4 separate regions of the Mus musculus genome follow, and regions 2, 3 and 4 are each linked to region 1. A link is a contact called in ENCODE POLR2A ChIA-PET data. All regions are on one chromosome and are shown on one strand. The core of a region is the stretch at or near the end of the contact, and the rest is flanking DNA. Distances in the headings are between cores, read along the strand shown. Region 1 holds the start of Syvn1 (synovial apoptosis inhibitor 1, synoviolin). Region 2 holds the start of Malat1 (metastasis associated lung adenocarcinoma transcript 1 (non-coding RNA)). Region 3 holds the start of Neat1 (nuclear paraspeckle assembly transcript 1 (non-protein coding)). Region 4 holds the start of Ppp2r5b (protein phosphatase 2, regulatory subunit B', beta).

Region 1 (2,540 bases), core at 31-2,530:
AGAGTGTAAGGGCAAACACTCATTTCACCTTGACAGCCATTAGATTCAAAACAGCATATACTCCCTGTTTCACAAACGAGAAACTAGGACTCAAAGGGGTTAGAGGCTCACACTGATGCAAGGCCTAGAACTTGGATCAATCTCGTTTCAAATCTAGGGCTCTTCCACGCTGTCTGCCAAGGCGCCTCCTCTAGGGAGTCACTGAGGCAAAGTTAGGAGGAGGGGGGCTGCCACCGCTGACCCTCTGAAGGAGCTGGGATGATAGGCTTTAGAGGCAGGTTCGCTGGGCCCGCCAGGGGTGGAGGAGGCAAGGTGCAGAGGGCACAGCTTGAGAAGGCGACACAACCAGTGACAGCTGTGCCAGGGTGGTCAGCGCAGACGCGCGCCCATCGGGGTACGTCAGTCTGGAACCCTGCCCCCCCCCCCGCCCCCAGCAGTGTCCACTCTGAGAACCGGAGAAACGGCCGACCGCCAGGGTGCGGCGGCGGGGCTGAGAACCAGTCAGGTCGCCTCACAGTCGCGCACCTGTGAACGCTAGGAGTTGCGAACCTCGCAGGCGGGGCCCGGCCTCTGGAACGGTGGCCGCGCCGCCGCCTAAGGTCTCCAGCCATCTGACAGGCCGAAAACTGGCGGCCGAACGCAGCGGGGCGGGCTGATCGCAGTGACCCCAAAGGACAAGGTCCTAGACGCCGACCCCCCAACCCCAATCAGGACCAGGCCCACTCACCAGGAGCCCAGCGCCGCGAGCACGCTCAATCACCGCGACTGCGGCAGCCGCTCCGGTTAACAACACTCCCCACCCCCTGCGAACCGGAACTTCGGGGGTAAGACACCTCACTTCCGGCGGCGCGGGGCGCGGCGGAGTGGACCGTACCAAGTTCTCTTTGCGCGCTCCGATCTCGCCTGCGCTTCTGGGGCCCGTGCGCGAGCAACCGGAACGAGCGAGAGCTGTGACGTGTGGTCGCGACCAGGAGAGCAGCGGGAAAGGGCTGAAGCCCGCCACTTGCTAGTCGCCGTTGTAGAATCACCACCCTAAACTCCTCCAAGACTCCGGCTCTCAATGTGCCTGGAAGATGGGGCGTTCCGCGGGCCGAGCCATTTGGACGGGGGGCAGGAGCGAGCAAGGGCCAGACTTTATGTCAGGCATGAAAGAAATAAAATGTGTAAGCGCCTCATTCCAGGGATAGCTACGACACGGTAAGAAGTTAAGTGCTTCTCGGAAAAAAATAGCGGTGCAGAAAACAGATATAGGTCTTCCCAGGTTACCTCCCCCCAACGCAGGTTGTGTAGGAGTGAGTTTGTTCCCGTGGCTACCGCCGATTGGTTGCGATAAAGTTACGCGGACCAATGAGAAAAGAAAGGAAAAATTTCTGGCCTATAGGGAAAGAAAAGCAGGTGAGTGGTTGCTAGGGTCTGTAGGCAGAGTGGCCCCGGACTGGGTGCCAAGGCAGCTGGATGCCAGCTGAGAAAGCGCAGTCCATAGGCCGGGGATCCCTATCCCGCCTGGGGGGATGCTTACGGGGCCCGCAAAAGGAGCAGTGCTTGCGTGTCCGGACTGACATAAAACAGAACGCCAGTTATTTCTAGGTTGGGGTGGAGAGTTCTGTGCGAAGGCGTTGACTTTTCAACACCCCAAAAGCTCAGTCGGCGTGCGTGTTCATCCCTGGGAGATAGCCAGACCCTTTGTTCTGAGCTGATTCTGTCTGTTAGGGCTCACACAAGCAGTATAGTCGCGTACAGAATGGAAACTGAAAGCGGACACCTCATTACCCAGGTTTATCAGCTAGAGGGTGCTCCTCCCATTTTTAACTCGGACTCACTCGGAATTCAGAGGCCTAAGGGGGGGGGGGATCAAATATAAGAATTCATGAAGATCAACTGGAGGAATTTATACTGTGGGAGTCACAACACGGACAGTGAATACAGAACCGGAGGTGACTGTGTTGTTAAAATATAACACAGGGGCTTTCAGAATTGTCATTACTGATAGAGCACTTAAGAAAAATACATAAAATGGCTTTCCTTCAGTACAACGGAATTAAACATCTTGTCTGTCAAAAAAGAAAGAAAACTGATTCTAGACGACTTTAAGGCAGTGGCTGGCTCTCAACCTGTGAGTCGTAAGCCCTTTGGGAATCAAACCGTTACACAGGGGTCACAAATGAGATATCCTGCATATCAGACGTTTACTTACAATTCATAACTAGCAAAATTACAGTTATGAAGTAGCAACGAAGTAATTATGGTTGGGGATCACAACAGGAGGAACTGTATTAAAGGGTAGCAGTGTCAGTGCCTGTCTGCCCCTCAGCCCTGTGCTCTTGGTCTCAGCCATCTTCACCACCACCTGTTGTCTTTAACAGTTAACATCCCGAGATGGCTCCCCTTTCCTTCCTCCATAAGGCTAGCTATGAACTTCTACTGGCTACCTTTAACCCTACACACTCATCCTCCCCCATTCTTGAAAATCTCCTACATTTTGTGGCAATCCCTCCTCTCCCCCAGGTATATATCTGTCTTACTTCCTCTGTCTGTTTTTA
Region 2 (2,540 bases), core at 13-2,512, 240 kb after region 1:
AGTAAACGTACGAGCAAAGTATGTGTCTTAACACTTAATGGATGACATAGAGACCAAAAAAGCCATGTCCGTGGGCCCAGTAGGCCGCAATAAGGGGCGACCAGGAAACTGCAGCACAGCCCCCCGCAGCCGCCCTGCTCCCACACCAGTCATTCCAGCACCGTGGTGAAGGCGCTTGGGGGCGGGGCGGGGCGCGCCTGCGCAGCGAGGCTCTGCAGCAGAAACTTTGCCTAGACCGGCTGGAACCGGTTAGAACCGGTCGAACCCGGCCGGCTGCCAGCCCTCGATTCAGCAGCTCACAAAGGGAGGCGGCGACTCACGACCCGCGTATCCTTGCGCCTCTCCCCACCCCCTTTGTCCTCGCGACGGGTTCCGCGGTCCTCCCCGCCCTCCCTGGCGCGGCCCCCGCTTTCTGCGCCCAGTGACGCTTTCTCCATGGTCCTGGGAGAAAGAGAAAAACATCCTTTCCCCTCCGTCGTAGTTTTAGGAAGCGATGAGATAGACCTGGGGACCTTGCCGCCACGGGCCGGGCTCTGACGGTTATTAGCGCAGTGCGGGTGGTGCTCGGCATGGCCGCCAAGGTCGCCGTGCCCTCACCTGCAGCGACCATGGCCTTGCTGGGCTGAGACCGCAGCCTAACATGGCGGACGTAGGCAAGCACCAAAGCGCTCGTGTACCCGGGCTCGGAAAAGTGGCCCCGAGAGCAGCCGGAGGCTGCAGGTCGTCCCTACAGGAGCATTCCCAGTATAAACCAGTACAAAGTGTCACCACCTCAGAAGCCACTCGCAGGGCCGGTCACTTTCCGAGAGACCTCCATCTTGTTTCGCATGAAATGGCAGCCGCTCGGGGAGTTACAAAATGGGAAGTGGAAGCTGAAGCTGTGGGAAAGCCTGTTTTAACACTTGCAACATACGCTATACCCTCTGTCCTCCCAGGAAAACGCAAAAGGTGTTGAAACATCTGAAAAACTTGGGGCTCCCATTTTTAATAGCTATTAGTTCATGTTTTTTCTCCTTGTGACCAGAAATTTTAAACCTATTTGTACCTATTTAGCTGGTACAAGCTAAACATTTCTCTGTATTAGCAAGGTCCAAGAGGCCCACACGACGTCAAGAAAAATCTAGAAACTTGGAAGTCAGGATCTATTTTTAACTCTCTGAGGAACTATTTTTCTTCCTTCACCAAGGTGGTGGAGGGTTACTAGGTTCCGGTGGAGTGACGTGTCCCTTTGCAATAAATACCGGCGCTCCGGGCTCTGCGTCAGGCATTCAGGCAGCGAGAGCAGAGCAGCGTAGAGCAGCACAGCTGAGCTCGTGAGGCAGGAGACTCAGCCCGAGGAAATCGCAGATAAGTTTTTAATTAAAAAGATTGAGCAGTAAAAAGAATTAGAACTCTAAACTTAAGCTAATAGAGTAGCTTATCGAAATATTACTTAGTCTTAATAATCTAAGAAGATCTTAAGAGATAACATGAAGGCTTATTTAAACAGTTTGAAAAAGGAAATGAGGAGAAAAGTATTTGTACTGTATAATGGAGGCTGACCAGAGCAGTTTAGGAGATTGTAAAGGGAGGTTTTGTGAAGTTCTAAAAGGTTCTAGTTTGAAGGTCGGCCTTGTAGATTAAAACGAAGGTTACCTAAATAGAATCTAAGTGGCATTTAAAACAGTAAAGTTGTAGAGAATAGTTTGAAAATGAGGTGTAGTTTTAAAAGATTGAGAAAAGTAGGTTAAGTTGACGGCCGTTATAAAAATCCTTCGACTGGCGCATGTACGTTTGAAGGCATGAGTTGGAAACAGGGAAGATGGAAGTGTTAGGCTAGCCGGGCGATGGTGGCGCACGCCTTTAATCCTAGCACTTGGGAGGCAGAGGCAGGCGGATTTCTGAGTTCGAGGCCAGCCTGGTCTACAGAGTGAGTTCCAGGACAGCCAGGGCTACACAGAGAAACCCTGTCTTGAAAAAACAAAAAGGTTAGGCTAGTATTTGGAGAAAGAAGATTAGAAAATGGAAGTGAAAGACGAAGAAGACATACAGGAAGGTGAAGAAAAAGCTGTTAGAGAAGATAGGAAAATAGAAGACAAAGCATCTTTAGAAGACAGAAAAGGTACTTAAAGGCACAGGTAGTAGGAAGCCGAAGAATAGAAGATAGAAAGAAGCAAGATAGAAAAACAAAATGGAAGTTAAGACAACTTTGGATGCCAGCATTCAAGATAGGCAAAGAAGATAAGATTGAGGCCAAAAGGTTGGATAAGATATAAAGTCAGAAGGAAATTATCTTTAAAGCCATAAGTTCAAATTTCTGATGGAGCGAGCAGTTTAGAAGAGTCTTTAGACAGCCACATACAAGATTGAAGCTAGCAATCAAAGCTACTAGGACTGAAGTAAAAAGTTAAGGCAGAATGCCTTTGAAGAGTTAGAAGAATATTAAAAGCCTTAACTTGTAGCTTAATTTTGCTTGATGACAAAAGGACTTTTGATAACAGTTTCAAGATTGTCAGCATTTTGCATTGGACTTGAGCTGAGGTGCTTTTAAAATCCTAACG
Region 3 (2,540 bases), core at 21-2,520, 200 kb after region 1:
TAGAGGCCGGAAAACAACCCCCTCCTTCCCTCCTCCGGGTTGCTAAGGGAGCCTGTTGTCACTGGGTGGTTTTGTTTGTAGAGTGGGTGTCGAGCCTGGGAGGAGACTTCCGGGCAGTTAATTCTGCCAGCTGCCTTTTTCATTCTGCGTGCTTGAACCAGCTTTTTTATTTTGGGGAGTATGGGGGGGGGGGGATGTGGAGGCAGGTGGCAGAAGAGCTGAGTAGATGCTTCATGGCGGGGTGGGGTGGGGGTGGGGGGTTGTCAGACTGTCCGAGCTCCTCACTGACATGGGCGGTGACAATTCCCCTTTTCAAAACCCTCACTAAGCCCTTGTTTGTGGACAACGTTTGCTTTTGGACCTGTGCTGGACCCCACCCCAAGTAGACAGCCAGCCTGGCTCCCCCAGTGGTCATTAAACCCACGCCTTGAACTCCACCATACACTGTCGCAGAGAAATGCAGCTTAAAAATATTTTTTCTCACTATACCACACCCAAAAGCAAAAATGTTTTCTAAAATCACTTAACTGTACTGGGCGCTCTTCAACCATAAACATTACATACACACATTCATTCTATATGCATGTGTACCATACAAAAGTCTTGCTTTATCATAGCTTGCAACCACCTTTCCCGCAATTTAATTAACCTTAGACGCAATTAAGCATTCCACCCAAGCTGCTGGGATAGTTCTTCCCCACCCCCACCCTGCTGCTGCCCGCACTGACGTCACCCTGCGAGCAGGCGGCGGCAACGCCCGAGAAGTCACGCGCCCGGTCCCGCCCCAACCCCCCCACCCCTACCGCCTGACGCGCCACCGCAGAGATCCCTCCGCCACCGAGTGGAATTTTCCAGGCTTTCTGCCGGCCCTACTTTCGGACCTCGTCGGGGCGTGGTGACCTGAGGCGACCCGTGTACTTTTCCTTCAGCGCTGACATTCGGTGTGACCCTCTTCCCCAACAGCTGACCCTACCCTTCAGCAGCAAAGGGGACTTACTTATCCCCGGTGGTGTTCACCGCCCAAATATCATCTTTGGATATGCCCTTCATCCTGTGACGCACCGCTAGGAGCAGAAAAGGATCATTGAGCAATCTGAGGGAGTGGCGGTTGACGGAGGCCATGACCCGCCCCTCGTGGGCTCCTTTGGCTCTGTGGCTAGGTCGGGGAGGAACTTTTTTTTAAGTGCCCGTGGAGGAATCGTTCCGTTTAGCAGTGTTTGGGTGACGCGACACAAGAGTATAAAAGCAAAAGTTGTAACCTCCACCTGTAGGAGTTAGTGACAAGGAGGGCTCGCTCTTGGGGCTAGTGGTGGGGAGGCAGTGGCCAGTTCAGGGCTCAGATGAGAGAGGTGGCAGAATTAGAGGCAGCCACTAGGATGGGGGTGCGAGGAGAAGCGGGGCTAAGTATAAAGGAGACTAGATTTTGGGACAGTGGACGTGTGGAAGGCAGCTTCCAAAGCGCCTTTAACAATCCACAAAGAACCAGCAGCTTTCAAGACCAGGCTATCCCTGCTGTCTGCTGGCACTTGACGTCCAGGAGGGCACAAGTTTCACAGGCCTACATGGGGGCAGTGTCCTAACTTGAGTGGCAGAGCAGCAGTTGATGGAGACGGGTGGACTGGGGGCCCTTGAAGGCCCCGGAAATCATAGAGGACAGGCAGTGGGGCAGGACTAGGTGCGTAGTGGAGGTCGCCTTTGATCTTGACAAAACCAGCAGACCCCTTTTTTTCCAGATAAGGGGTTGTGAACCCACCTGGGGATGAGGCCTGGTCTTATGGAAGGTGGACTTAGCTTCGCTGGGCGGACAGCTCTGGCCCAGGGTGGTATGTAATTTGGGTGTGGCCTGTCTGCACCCACTTCGGGGTGCGAGGGGAGGCCGGAGGAGGCTGCAGAGACAAGTTGTTTTTACTGTCAGGTCTGCCAGGCGGGGACCATGGAGATTGAAGGCGCAAGTCTTGGGGCCACATTAATCACAACTTTATTTTTCAGATAGCAGTGCCCTCTCTGGACTTTGCCTAGGTTCCGTGCTTCCTCTTCTGTGGTCTCACTCTTCCCTACTCTTGCCCCTCACTCTGAGGTTAAGGGGTCACTTAAAACCTTGCCCCTGGGTCGTCCGGTAAGCCTGTGGAGGATGTAGAGTCGGTGCTGGAGTCTTGGGCACGGCATTTTGGTAAAGGTGGAGGACACCCTGACTGGGCGGGGAGGGATGGTGTTGATTCACAGAGGGCGGGACGTGAGTGTGGACCCTGGGGTGGGCTCACAGCCATGTTTCCGGTCACCCAAATGCTTCATGGACGTGGTTTATCACTATAGTGTTCACCATGGCAAGCAGATGGCACCAGGAGATATGGAGCCCCTGCCAGTGTGAGTCGTAGCAGTGCAGGAGGGCTCACCCTGGAGGAGACAGCGGCCTCGGTTGACGCCTACACAGTGAATTCCAGAGGCTTAGGAAGCGCGTCCCTGCCCTGGGTCCAGGCCTTTCTCAGGAAGCCCTGTGCTCAGGAGGCCATCGTTGAAGTCAGCTTGTAGGGGGTGGGCAG
Region 4 (2,540 bases), core at 24-2,523, 190 kb before region 1:
GGCTTATTATTAGGGAGTAAGGGGGAGGGAAGCCATGTCTGAGCCCTGGAGGTGGGCCAAGTGGTAGTTTAGGGGTTCCTGTTCTGTCTGGCAGGTGAAGAACAGAGCAAAACGGGAAGTGAAGATCTGCTATCTCTGAGCAAAGGGAGTACTGTCTCTGGGTAGCCATCGCTTGATCTGGGTACCCATCCATTGAGGTGCTAGACTCTAGAACAGTGTCCTCGATACAGGCTTTGGCTGTTTGTTGCTCTAAGGTGGGCACTTCTTAGGTAAACAGACTTCTTTTGCAGCACTAAGTGATCACCAGGGTCCATAAATGGGTGGGGCCAAAAAGCACCCCAATTCCCCCAACCTCATTGCTCTCTCTCTCCTGCTGCTCAGCAAGGACCAGTTTGTCACCTAGGTAAAACTTCAGGATAAAGGTCTCACAGTCATTGTAGGGAATAGAGTGTTGGCGACCAGGTACTATGAAGGGAGCCCGGGACTGCAGGCTGGGAACTTTTGGCCAGAATGCCAAACTCTTGGAATACAGCTGAGCCTTTGATACCCAGCAATGGGGTTTTGATCAAGAACTCCCCACTCTCCAAGGCACATCTTGGCACCAGAGGAGCTGGGAGGTACTGTGCCTTAGGATGGGGGCAGCTCCAGGGTAGCACCTTCTGCCCTCCTTGCTTTGGCATCCCAGGGCTGTCCCTTTAAACTACAGACCATGATGTCACCATGGACAGTAAGTGACAGGAGGGGCACTGCAGGCCGGGAGAATGGACTTCATTTCCCAAGAGCCTCTAGTGAACCACACCCCTCCCAGCAGGCGCTAACGCAAACCCGACTGTTAACCCCTCCAACGCCGGATGCAAGGGGTTTTGTAAGTGTCCGGCTTCAATCTGGGCTGAGTATGAGGAGAGAGGATGGCCTGAGGGACAGATGGCTCAGACCAAATTGTGGGCCTGGCACATCATGCTAGGTAGGACTCTGTCTTGCATTAGCAGGTTCCAACACCGAGTCCTTTTCTTTCCCTACACAGTGTCCCTTCCAGAATTCGGGAGTCCAGTTCTGAGCTGGACTCTGCCCCAGTCTGCTTGCAGGTTTTAAAATCCTCAGCTTTTCTCGGAAGTACTGAGTTCCTCCCCTAGCTCCGAGGTTACCCGTAAAGTTCGGTTGCTTCCTTTAAGCAGGGTGGGGACTACATTTCCCAGAGGCCCCGAGTCCTCCCTGACGCAGCCCCCCCTAGCGGAGGGAGGTGCGGGCCGGGAGGGGGGGAGGTGACTTGATGTCATCCTGAGCAGCTGGGCGGCGGGTGCCGGTGCGCAGCGAGCCGGGGCTCCCGCTGCGCTGCACCGCGCTGATCTGAGTCCCGGGATATCTGCCGAGGGTCGCGTGCTGCCGGGGCCCAGCCCAGAGCCCACCGAGTGCCCGACCCCTTTTGGGGCTGAGCTGGGGGCATGCTCCAGCACCCCCAGAGCCTGGGAGCGAACCCAGGAGCGCCGCCGCCCAGCCCCAGCGCCCCGAGCGGCAGAACCACCGCTAAGGACCCTTGAACCGTCGTCTCTTCCACCGAGGCAACCTCTAGGGTCGGCGACCAAAGTCTGGGTTTCTGAGAAGTGAGTGTGTACCCCAATACCACATTGAGGTTTGGAGACCAGGAAGGAGCGGGATATGAGGAGAGATGCTAGGGTCTGAAAGGGGGTGCACGAGAACAGGACCCTCATTTTTTGGGTGAGTGCACTGAGACAGGAGACATTAGTGGAGCTGGAGTCACACTGCTGTAAGGATCTGGGGATGCTAATAGAGTCCCCATCCTGAGTAGTAGCCATAGGCCGTATTTGGGGAGGGGCTACTTTAGAGCTTGGGCCTGGAAGAAGGGAGGGGCATGGTTGCGCCCTTGTTTTGGGGTCTAGCGAGGGAAGGAGGGAAAAGAAGTAAGGGAGCAACTGCACCACGCGGGCTGTCTTTGGAAAGAACCGACCTGCTCTCTGTGTCTCTCCTGCTGACCTTTCTAACCTGACTTCTCAGAAGAGCCAGCGTGGGAACCCTGACTGGAACTCTTCTGGATCCCCAGGAAAGACCTGAGCCATTGCCTTTCTACCTTACCTGCCCCCCCAGGACTGGGCAGTTGCCAGAGGCCCTGGGGGGGTCAGGACTGTGGCCGTGCCTCCCCCACCCCCTGAAACATGCTGGACAGGATGGGTCCCAGTTAGTGTGTGTGGCCTCATTCAACTTACTCCAGACCCACAAGGAGCCCCCTGGGCTCTGAAAGATTGACCCGTGTTGTCCACTGGCCATGGAGACGAAGCTGCCCCCTGCGAGCACCCCCACAAGCCCCTCCTCCCCAGGGCTGTCTCCAGTGCCACCACCAGACAAGGTGGATGGCTTCTCCCGCAGGTCCCTCCGCAGGGCCCGGCCCCGTCGCTCACACAGCTCTTCTCAGTTCCGCTATCAGAGCAACCAGCAAGAGCTCACTCCACTGCCCCTGCTCAAAGGTGAGCTGTTGTTGGTTGCCAGGGTACCCAGAAGGAAGCAAGGTAGGGGAGGACCAAGGG

Evidence for each region. ChIA-PET counts read pairs that join two places held with the same protein, here RNA polymerase II (POLR2A).
Region 2: POLR2A ChIA-PET joins it to region 1 with 18 read pairs in Patski. The contact joins the promoter of Malat1 here to the promoter of Syvn1 in region 1. POLR2A ChIA-PET finds 5 or more read pairs at or near these places in 2 of 5 experiments (Patski and embryonic stem cell).
Region 3: POLR2A ChIA-PET joins it to region 1 with 13 read pairs in Patski. The contact joins the promoter of Neat1 here to the promoter of Syvn1 in region 1. POLR2A ChIA-PET finds 5 or more read pairs at or near these places in 3 of 5 experiments (Patski and embryonic stem cell).
Region 4: POLR2A ChIA-PET joins it to region 1 with 16 read pairs in Patski. The contact joins the promoter of Ppp2r5b here to the promoter of Syvn1 in region 1. POLR2A ChIA-PET finds 5 or more read pairs at or near these places in 2 of 5 experiments (Patski and embryonic stem cell).

What each region holds. Positions count from the first base shown.
Region 1 is chr19:6,045,316-6,047,855 of GRCm38, reverse strand. It overlaps Syvn1 (synovial apoptosis inhibitor 1, synoviolin), which reads right to left and starts at 1,280. Exons shown (of 16, transcript NM_028769.5): 1 at 728-1,280.
Region 2 is chr19:5,801,394-5,803,933 of GRCm38, reverse strand. It overlaps Malat1 (metastasis associated lung adenocarcinoma transcript 1 (non-coding RNA)), which reads left to right and starts at 1,262. Exons shown (of 1, transcript NR_002847.3): 1 at 1,262-2,540.
Region 3 is chr19:5,844,208-5,846,747 of GRCm38, reverse strand. Neat1 (nuclear paraspeckle assembly transcript 1 (non-protein coding)) reads left to right here and starts at 1,270. Exons shown (of 1, transcript NR_131212.1): 1 at 1,270-2,540.
Region 4 is chr19:6,234,573-6,237,112 of GRCm38, reverse strand. It overlaps Ppp2r5b (protein phosphatase 2, regulatory subunit B', beta), which reads left to right and starts at 1,273. Exons shown (of 14, transcript NM_198168.3): 1 at 1,273-1,601; 2 at 2,014-2,480. The coding sequence starts at 2,282.